Regions from separate parts of the Homo sapiens genome. Here region 2 is linked to region 1. A link is an interaction called in ENCODE POLR2A ChIA-PET data of the cell type or tissue named here. Cell type or tissue: MCF 10A. All regions are shown on one strand. Each heading gives the region's core, and the rest is flanking DNA. Links, peaks and the distances in the headings are about the cores only. Region 1 overlaps LOC105373404 (a long non-coding RNA gene). Region 2 overlaps LINC00487 (long intergenic non-protein coding RNA 487).

Region 1 (5,378 bases), core at 292-5,291:
TAGACTCACTTCTTCATCTGTCAAATGGGGTTTGACATGGGGTTTTTAAAGAATTAAATGAGACGATCTATATGAAAAACTTAACCCACTATATGGCACATAAGCACTTAAAGCTTGTTATTTTCAATTATTACCGAATTATTAATTTAGGCAAATCATAGTCTTTTTGAACCTCTATTTTCTTACCCACAAAATGGGAATAATAATACCTATGCCACAGTATTATTATGAGGACAGCAAATGGCAATGGTGGCAGTTGCTACTGTTAAGTGGGTTGAGAAGCCGGGCAGGGTGGCTCATACCTGTAATCCCAGCACTTTGGGATGCTGAAGCAGGAGGAATGCTTGAGTCTAGAAGTTTAAGACCAGCCGGGGAAACATGATGAGACCTCCATTTCTACAAAAAAATATAGAAATTAGCCAGGTGTGGTGGTGCGTTCCTATAGTCCCAGCTACTTGGGAGGCTGAGGCACGAGAATCACTTGAGCCTGGGAGGCAGAGGCTGCAGTGACTTGAGGTCACACCACTGCACTCCAGCCTGGGTGACAGAGAGAGATCCTGTCAAAAAAGAAAGAGACCCTGTCAAAAAAGAAAGAAAGAAACCATCCTGGCCAACATGGTGAAACCCCGTCTCTACTAAAAATACAAAAGTTAGCTGGTTGTGGTGGCGGGCACATGTAGTCCTGGCTACTCAGGAGGCTGAGGCAGGAGAATCACTTGAACCTGGGAGGCGGATGTTGCAGTGAGCTGAGATTGTGCCACTGCACTCCACCCTGGGCAACACAGTGAGGCTCTGAGGAAGAAAAAAAAAAAAAGCAAGAAAGCAAGCAAGAAAGAAAGAAAGAAAAAAGAAAGAAAGGGAGATAAGCGAAGGGAAGGGAAGAGAAAGAGAGGGGAGGTGAAGGAAGGAAAGAAAGAAAGGAAGGAAAGAAAGAAAGAGAGAGCGAAGAGAAAAAAAAAACTGAAGAAGAAAAAAAGTGGGTGGAGAGCTTAAGGCAAGCTTCCAGGAGGATGGAAGACTCTGGCGACTTCTTGAAGAAAGAGAAAGATACTGGGGTTCACCAAACAAGAGAGTGTGCATCCTGAAGAGTGCTCCAGATGCCTTCTCCAGCTATGATGACAGCACCTGAGGGTGGAAGGGAGGCCCTAGAAAGGGACCAGAGAGAACCGGGATGCCAAAATCATGGGACAGAGGGTGTGTCTGCAGCACAGCTTGGCAGGAGCAAAGAGATACAGTCAGAGAGGACTTGACCCACACTGGCCCACAGGTGGCAGCCTAGGGAGACCCGCTGCCCATGGAGAGGGAGCCGTCAGATGATCAAGTTTAAGTTGATGGCTGAAGGAAGGCAATTACTGGAAGCAAAGTGAGCCAGTCAGCTATCCTGGAGATTCTGCAAATAAAGTGCAGGGTGAGATGAGGACAACTGCCTCTGCGATTTGTCACAGCTGCCCTGGAAGCTCCTTCTGCTACATCATCCCAGTGCTTCTCATTTGGTGGCATTGGTGACACTTTAGTCCATAACCACCATTGTCCATGGAGTCATTGATCCATAGGTTATCCACAGAGCTATGTCCTCCTTGCTGGATAAATGCACAAACTGAAGAAACACATTGAGTCACTGCTAAGGGAATGCCTCAGCTGAGGTCACCAACACAGCATGGTGTGGTGAGAAGGACCAGCCGGCAGTGCCAGGCCAAGCATGTAGGCCAGGAGTGTTGCATGAGGTCAGGAGCCAGGGCAGTGGTGTGGATGGTCCTGCTATGGTTTCCAGAATAAAATGAGATTTTGTTCTTTGATTTTCCACAGTCTGAAATCAATTCTTCAGAACTTTTAGGGCCGAGGCCAAAATGAAAGATGAGATAAAATTACCATAGGCTTCAATTCTGAGTCACAGCTTCACCACCAAACTGGAAAACTGGTGGCTACGAGCATCACTGGAGATATCTCTGAAAGCCAAGAGCACACTTCCAGCTCTGCTGGTCAGTTGCTGCCTACCAAGGGCTGCACTGGGCTCATTAACATCCTGCTCAGAAATGCCACTTGGCTGCAAAGGGAGAAATTGCATCCTCAGAAAATACCTTATGAAAGAGAAGGTTTCTGCTTCTCTCCATTTCTCTGCTAACAGAGACAGTCTTGAAAGGCTACAGGGAGGAGGAAGGAGGAAAGACGGAAACACAGACAGGAAGAGAGACCGTGTTGTATTGACACACGTTTCCAGCAAAATTACCTGGTAATTTACCCTGGCAGTTAAAGAAAAGCATCTGTTTACTGTTGCCACATCAAAATTTCCCCATAAGATTTGTCCGAATAATTGTGGGAGATGAAAACAAGGATATACAGTGGAGGCCTCCATCAGCCGTCAGTGCTGTGCCATGTCTCACCCACTTTTACATCCTGTAATTAAATCAGCGAGCCATTCAGACTGTCTCTGTTTCTAAATTACACGAAATGAGGATCCTTCCAATCACGCCTCACATTCAATTTGTGCTGTCACTCTCTGACTTGAGGAATGGTGAAAGAAAAAATAAAGTCCATCTGGGAATTTTATTTAACCAGGGAATGCCAACCAATACAAGAGATACGGAGCTATAAACAAGTGTTTTAAATAGGGTCTCCCTAGTCTCAAGTCTTGCATAGATGAATGCAGGAAGAAAAGATTGAGGATCTGCACTTTGGAGCACATATTTTTAAAGAATGGACTCCTATTTCATTTTCCACATGGCAAGTATGTTATCCTCAGTAACAGACTAAGGTCTTTGCATGAATTATTAAAAATCCAGGGCAGAAAACTCTAGATAACTGCTTCAATTTGTCGATAGAGATGCAACTTGTGACCAGACCAAGAAGATTAGAGACAAAAATCAAGCAAAAAGAGATTCTATAGCACAGCTCTTAAAAACAACAGGCCCGTTGGCTACTTCAAACACTAACTCTCCCACCTATTAATTGCATCACCTTAAGCAAGCTTCTAAACTCTGCTCTGTGACGCAATTCCCTAGCCTGTGAAGTAGCACTGGTGTGGTCACTTATAAACCCTCCCTCCTGAGAGCATGACAAACTCCAGTATATACAGTAAGCACACAAGGCAAGGACTCTATAAATATTCTTTATTGTTAAAGCTCAATTACTTGTGAGGTAAGTAGGAGAGTTGTGTAGGATTGTGAAAGGGCTTTGATTTTTGGTGCAGACAGTCCAGAGTTTAAAAGTTGTTTCTCCCACTATCTGATCAGAGGCTCCGGAAAAATTAAAGCTTCTATACTTTAGTTTTCTAAATTAGTAAAAAGGTAAAATGCTGAGGATGAAGTCAACCTCCAAGGAGCAGTTTTAGTCGTTAAACAGACTGGTCAAAAGTTAAAGGATTAGTGCCTATTAGTGCCTTTCTCCTTTTCTCCTTCATCAAATAGTAAACTGGGAAGAGCTAAAGCAGAGATCCATAGATCTCAGAAGACGTGAGTGCATGCAGGAACGGTCTGCTTCTCATTCTTCATGTCAAATGAGAGACCAAGAACAGAGGAGGAGCTCATGCAGGCCCAGGCATGTTGCCCGGCACTACGCAGATATAATAACTCACCTTATTACAGGAGCCCTACAACACAACCCTCGTGAGATCACACAGAAGGTCTAAGTCATTTTGTTTGTCTCCTGCATGGTTCTGATGCCACAAATTATTAGGCAGTTCAACTGTAGATTTGCCAGCACTCCCCAGTCACACTCGTTGATGTGCCATGAACCTGCATGGAGAAGAGACATTCCTGAACTGTGATACAGAAGAACACAGGGCTGATTTGCAAGATCTTTTCTATCCACCGTATGCTTTCTTCGAGTCATATTTCTGTGGATTTGAACAAAGAGCTATGCACTGCCCTTGAACCCTTGATGGTGATCATCATCCGTGTCTTATTTATGTCTCTATTTCCAGGAAGAAACCCAGGGCCTGGCACATCACGGGTTTGCAATAGCTGCATGTCTGCCTGTCATTTTCCCTGAGCCTCCTCGGTTCTATATATATTTTTGCTGATTTTGTGCATATGTTGGAAAAACCCTAGAGAAGCAACAGAAAAGCACTGTTCAGCTTCTCGCTGATGTTCTGACCACGTGATCATGATCCTACACTGGGCCATGTGACTGAACTGGTTCTTTTACCTCAGCAAGTCTAATGGCAGCTGTTTGTTAAGTGCCTCCTCTCTGTCTAACGCACTTTACATGGGTTGCTCCATTTAACTGTCGCAGCCTTCTGAAGGAAGCGGTGATATAATCATCCCCATTTTACACATGAGCAAACCGTGGCTTGGGGCAGTGCATTTGCCCAAACTCACACAGTTAGCAAGTACCTGAGGCACCTGGACGAAGGAGCTGCCTTGTTTCCACTTTATTGCACAGGTTCCGTCATCTTATTTAATCTTCACAACAGCCCTATCAAGTCGCTGTTATTATCCTAGTCATAGATGGGGCAGTGAGGGAGGCTTATACACGATAGGCTGGAATTGGTACCCAGATCTTTTCACCTGAAAGCTTAGAATCTTCCATGCACCCCTCGTGGGCTGCTGTGATGAACTCCTGGCCAGGACACACGTGCCTCATGGCCTGAGAAGAGCTCACCACAGCCATCTCCACAAAATAGAATGAGAGAAGTTCAGCGCTGGAGGGAGCATAGGCGATCATACATTCAATCCCTTTGCATTAAAGATAAGGAAACAAATTTTTAAAAATGCCCAGTCTCCTGAAACCCACTTTCCATAAGGAGAAGAAAATAGAACTATATGAAGAAAGGCCAAAGATGGAACTTGTTGGTCTAAAATAGCAGTCAGAAAAGCCCAAAGCCTATCTTTGCTATGGCCCAAGTTAAAAATGGTTTTTATATTTGTAAAGGAATTAAAAACAAGCAATCAAAAAAGACGAAGAAGAAGAATAATCTATGACGGAGACCTGATGTGGCCCACAGAGTCGAAAATCTTCACTCTCTGGCCTTTCACGGAGAAAGGATGCCGACTCCCGATCTGAGCTATGGCTGCGTGTTAGAATGTCCTGGGGAATGTTTTCCAACAAGCCCATCCCCTTTTTAAAAAAATTAATAAAAAAATAAAAACAAAAGCAGAACAAACAAAATATATGCCTGTGCCCAAGTCCAGCTGGAACCAAGCAAATCAGCATCGCTAGAGATGGCAGCCCAGGTGGTGATGCCACTAAAAGTTCCCGGGTGACAGTAATGCACATCCAGGATGGAGAACAGTGGTCTAAGAAGAAAGACAAATGCCTCTTTAGGAAAAAGTTGCTGTTTTATTTAAGAAAAAGACCTCAGTGGGCCTGTGTGGCTGTGAATGTCAAGGTCCACTGGTTCAAAATGAGAAACGTTTAGAAAAAAAAAATGAACTCTTCTG
Region 2 (5,378 bases), core at 259-5,258, 60 kb before region 1:
CCATATTTTATGCTGTATGACTCAGTTTTTAATGGGCTAATTCATCAGTACATAGCCAGCTGTACCACCCTCAAAGGTAACATAATACAGAAAAAAGAACTGCCTTGGACTTCTGGGAGCATGGGTTTATTTTCTGACTTTCTGACTCACCTGCCTGAGGAATTGAAAACTAGAATTACGTACTTGGCATTCTGCAGGTCATTTTGAGGTTTCAGATTCCAATGTCTCACCAAGAAGCATTTCAATTCCATTTTTAATAAACTGAAAAGTGAGACTTTCTTAATATCTTTTTATAAGTGTCTGCACATATAATGACTCTCATCACAGCCCTTGGAATTTTTATTTGTAAAATGAATCAAGGGCACTTTCCTATCATGACTTCTTGTTGTACATGCCTGAATCAGGTGCACAAATTGAGAAGCTTCACTTGGTCAAAATTTTAATGTCGTATCAGCAAGCGTCAATCTTAGAGAAGCAATTAAAGAAATTCATCCCAAACTCACTTGATGGCCCTGCCTGGACAGAGATCTTGGGTCTCCACTCCAGCTAATCAACATTCCACTGAGACAGCATTTTCATTTCTCCAGAACATGAATCTCTGAAAGAAAAAAGCCATTGATATAACTCATACCCTGGCCCAACCCTTATCCCCCTTCTTGCAGCTGAGACAGCTAGTTATTGATTTTCAGGCTTCCTACAGTCAGCAGCTAGAGCTAGTTTGTCAGGAAAGGTGAAAGAGGTAGGCAGGGCATACGATTTATTTTGGAATTGATGCCCTGTGAGCAAAGTCTAAGTGGGAGTCAGACAGGTTAATGTGAGCAGAAAAGCATTCTGGAAGGAGGTGGCAATGTTAACGGAAATGAGAAGGCACAGGACTGATGGCATGTGCAGAGAGCTGCAGCATGCTCTTGCAGGGCAGAGTCCCAGGGAGGTGGCAAGAGGAGCAGGAGAGGAACACAGTGTCAGACAAGCAACCTATCCCAGAGCTTCATTTTTTAGGCAATCAGACCAACAGAGGGAAACGAATGTGGTCAGGTCCGGCTTCCAAATGCAGCATTGTGCAGCTGCGTGAAGGTCAGTCTGAGTGGGCAGAGGCTGGGCTTAGGTCAGGAGGTCAGTGCACAGTTGTTTTGAGAGATGATGGAGATCTCAGCTGGGTCCCAGGCATCACTGTGGAGAGGATAGGGCAGATTCAATCATTATTCCAGAGGTCACAGCAGTGGGGCCTACCTGATTACACAGTGGTGAGGAAACAGATAAATAAACAGGAGGGGCCAGAGGAAGAGGGAAGAGGGAATTCATCTGAGAGAGATGTGCCTGGAGAGCAGAATGGCACAAGGATGGGCTCTAGGGAAGGCCACAGGTGAAGGGATGAATCATCCCAGAAGAAAAGAAACCCCTTCTTCTCACAGGGAACAGAGAGCATTGCCAGGTGAGGGGACTTTTCAGGTTCAACACAACAATCCCCTTGTCTGTCTAGCCTTTATACACTCATCCTGTGGGGTGCTGTGTCCCAGTTTCTATAAAGCAAGCCTGCCCTTCATGCTTTGCCCCCTTCCTACAAGCCCACCTTCCCTTTCACTTCTCTACCTTGTTATGATGCGGCAGGAGGCCCGCACCAGGAGCCAACCAGATGTAACCGCCCAATCTTGGACTTCCCAGCCTATAGAGCCATGAGCCAAAATAAATGTATTTTCTTTATAAATTACTCAGGCTCAGGTACTCTGTAATAACAACAGAAAAGAAACTGAGATAGATGCCCACCGAGAAAGCAGTCTATGATTTGAGATAGTATCATAAGTGCTATGTTCTGAATATGACCCCCAAATTCATATGTTGAAACTTAATCTTCAAAATGAGAGTATTAGGAAGTCAGGCATTTAGGAGGTGATTAAGTCATGTATGTGGAGCCCTCAATGGGAATTAGTGAGTTCATAAAAAGGCTGAAGGGAACTAGCATTGGTCCTTTTCATTTTTTCCTCCATGTGAGGTTCCAGCATTTCTACTCTCTGGAGGGAAGAGCAACAAGATGCCATCTTGAAAGAAGAGAGATCAGGTCCTCAGCAGACACTGAACTTGCCAACACCTTGATCTTGAACTTCCTGGCCTCCAGAACTGGAAGAAAATAAATTCATGTTTGTTATAAATTACTCATTTTTTAATAACAGCACAAATGGACTAACATTACAAAATAATAAGGGCCCTAAGAAAGCATAGTCACCTCCTTGACAGTGGACAACAAGAGAGTACATCCTGAATCGTCCTCAAGTTTGTGTCCCAGATATGTAGCCAATTTTCTCTTACCTATTTTCCCATATAAATAGGGAAACAAACCCTATCACCTAAATATCCAACAAACCCTATTACCAAAAATATTTCAACAAACCCCATTACCAAAAATATTCCAACAAACTCCATTACCTAAAATATTCTGAGTTTTCCTATGTCTTGCAACATTCCAGTCATGATATTGGCTTTCTTAATTACAATTCCCCTTGTCTCCCAGCTATGGTAGATTCACTAACTTTCCTAGAGTGAGAAACACCTCACCTGGTTTCTCACTCTCAAATTGTTCTCCATTGGAGTCCTCACATGTCTCTTCAATGTGACCTGGATACTTGATCCTCTGCCAGGAAACAGCTCTTACTCTAGACTGCTCCTGCATCAGAAAAAATAGTGTTCAAATAAGATTTACAGATCTCTAAGACACCAGTTATTTTACCTCCAAACATCTGTAACACCCAGGGTCACTGTGTTGGCTTAATAGGAAGCCATCTACCTACTAAAATTTGGAGAAGCAAGAGATCCCCACAATTATAATTTACATCCATCTTCTTCTTTAATGTCTAGAATTTTTTTGGCAGCTAGTTATTCTGAGTTAAGAACTTTGTGCAGCGGAAAGAACAATATAATCAGAGTCTGGGGAACTTGGGTCCAGAGCTTAAATTCACCACATTATTAACCATATGACTTGGAAATAGTATTTAACTTTGTTGAACTTCAGATTCCCAGTGTGTAAACTGGAAGTTTGACCCTTGCTTCCACAGACTACTTATGGGTTAGAGGGACTAGTAAAACTAGCGCTACATGTCATCTGTTACACAAGGCAGGCTTTCACACACCATCTCCAGAACCTTCCCTAAAGCTGATGGTGGTTACCTTAAGCACATACTGTTATACTTGAATACAATTTTCATAGGTGGATATATATGTTACAGAACAGTTGGAATATTATATTATAACTATTTTTTTAAACTTCACTGTCTGCTTTTGAAGGTGACAACATAATTTATATTAGTGGGAGTATGTCTCATTTATGAAAATACTTTCATGGCCTTTAGGTTATGTAAAGATCTTAAGTAACCAAACCCAAACCAAGTGTACAAGGAACTTAAAGGAAATGAGAGAGAGAGAGAGAGAGAGAGAGAAAGAGGGAGAGAGAGACAACACTGAGGAATTACTTTACAGAGCAAGTTTTCCCTGGGGTGGGGAGGACACATCACTGTAGAGATTTTATTTTGGTCTTAAATGTTTTTTTTTTTTTTTCTTTCTTCCCCTGGTAGATGCAAAAATGGGGTATGAGGGACCTGGGACTAGGGAATGAGTAAAACCAGGAGAAGAGGGCTCTGTTCCAAGGAGAAAGAAATCCAATCAATGGGGTATAGGGTCAAAGCAGAAGTAGCCATTGGGGAACTCCCAGAAAAAAGGCATGGTCAACAGTTAACAAGGTTTTTTGGATTTTGTTTTTAATGGTCAACAGATATTAAGTTCGGGTGTGGGAGGGGGGTTGTTTCTAATTCTTTTACTAAAGAGCTTTGTTAACTATTACAGTTCCTCAGTTTTGTCAAGCAGAATGAGGGAGTGACTTGTGTCCATGCTAGAGATGGGGTAGTGGGAAAACACATCTTTCCTTCCTGCCAGACACCCTTGAGGACCCTGGAAAAGACCACAGCAATTAGAGACAAGCAAGAGTGAGGCATCAGTGAAGCCTGGAGCTTACGTCTGGAGGGAAACCCAACAAAATGTATCTGTGGAAGGTGTAACCCGCAGGTTCCCAAAACCTCAGTATTCTCAGCAAATCAAGGGAAGAGAGCCCAATAAAAGCAGAGAATTTCTGCAGCTGCATGCACAGTTCAGATGTTCTACTGAACATGAGTCTATCATGAGATGCTGATGTCCAGCAAACCCAGAGGCACTTTTCAAATCCTCACAGGTGGAAGTCCTGTTGCATAGACAAGGTAATAAGATGCAGGATGTAGTGAAAAACAAAAGTTGGCTTTAGCCTGTGTGTACTGAGTAAGTAGATTAAATTAAGGACTCAATTTCATCAATTATAAGCACTTGTGAAGTTGCTGTGAGAGACAGAGATGATATTTGTAAGGTGGTTGGACATATTTAGTAAACAGTGCCATTGCCAGGTGTCTGCAGAAATGCATGCCCCATACCAACTGCAGCTAATGGCAACTCAACGAGGCAAAAATGGAGAGTTTACTTTCAGATACCCTATGTTTGAAACACAGCCTTCTTCAGGACAGTGGTTGCCACGCCTACATTGAGTTGAGAGCCTTAGACTCCATAAGCATTCAATATTAAATAGCAAAGCTCTTTCCACACTACCTAGCAATTTATTTCTGGGTTAATATAAGGTGATAGTTTCAACCTATAAATCCCATTAAGTTTGAATCCCAGTTACCTCAAGATAATGCATAAGAAACGAGGTTGTCATGGCAATTTAGATCCGAGATTCACACCCAATCCTAGACACTAGATCTGGGGCTCAGGAGACAGTATGTTTTCCATGCTTTATTTCTAATACTGGAATTATCTTCTTCCAGCATCCAAAACCCTACTGATGTAGTGTCTGTGAGGCAGAGATTGTCTTTTCAGATTGGCCAAATAGTGTTCTCGGATGGTAATCAGAAATACAATATAAAACTTTTTATATTGAGAAATTCATATTGGAAAATTCTATGTATCTAAAACCTTTTAGTAATGACTGTCTTTTAATCTAATATATAGTTTGAGGTAAATATAGGGATAATTTTCAAGCACATTTTCCTGGACAAATGTGTGATACCAAACTCTGAGCTGTTCTAAATAAAACCCTTTCATTAGCTAGTTCAAGGCTATATTTTCAACATTCAGCAAATAAAATATACCTCTCACATTTGAGAACTCTGTCACCAAATTTAACTTAGACACATTTTTCAGATTCCTCTTTCTGACATGATTACTTATACCATTGAAAGGTACACATATGTCCTAAACTATTTGAATTGTGACTTCTGTACAAATAAGAAGACCACTTTATCATGAGACCTTTCAGAAAGGTTAGAGGTTCTAAATTGTTTACCCTGTTGGCCAAGAATGTGAGAGCA

Evidence for each region. ChIA-PET counts read pairs that join two places held together with the same protein. Peaks named below come from ENCODE experiments on the same cell type or tissue, not always from the same donor. Only the 100,000 strongest peaks of a DNase experiment are listed, where the experiment ranks them.
Region 2: POLR2A ChIA-PET joins it to region 1 with 5 read pairs; 2 of 35 experiments call an interaction of 5 or more read pairs at or near these places.

The regions. Positions count from the first base shown.
Region 1 is chr2:6,790,573-6,795,950 of GRCh38, forward strand. LOC105373404 (a long non-coding RNA gene) reads right to left here. Exons shown (of 4, transcript XR_922745.3): 2 at 3,572-3,731; 3 at 303-396. Among named protein-coding and RNA genes, the nearest start is that of LINC00487, 23 kb to the left of the region's middle. In MCF 10A, for the core only: no CTCF peak of the experiment used is centred there; a DNase peak (open chromatin) is centred at 2,999.
Region 2 is chr2:6,730,146-6,735,523 of GRCh38, forward strand. It overlaps LINC00487 (long intergenic non-protein coding RNA 487), which reads right to left. Exons shown (of 6, transcript NR_038369.1): 3 at 2,551-2,659; 4 at 1,010-2,115; 5 at 504-598. Among named protein-coding and RNA genes, the nearest start is that of LINC00487, 37 kb to the right of the region's middle. In MCF 10A, for the core only: no CTCF peak of the experiment used is centred there; no DNase peak of the experiment used is centred there.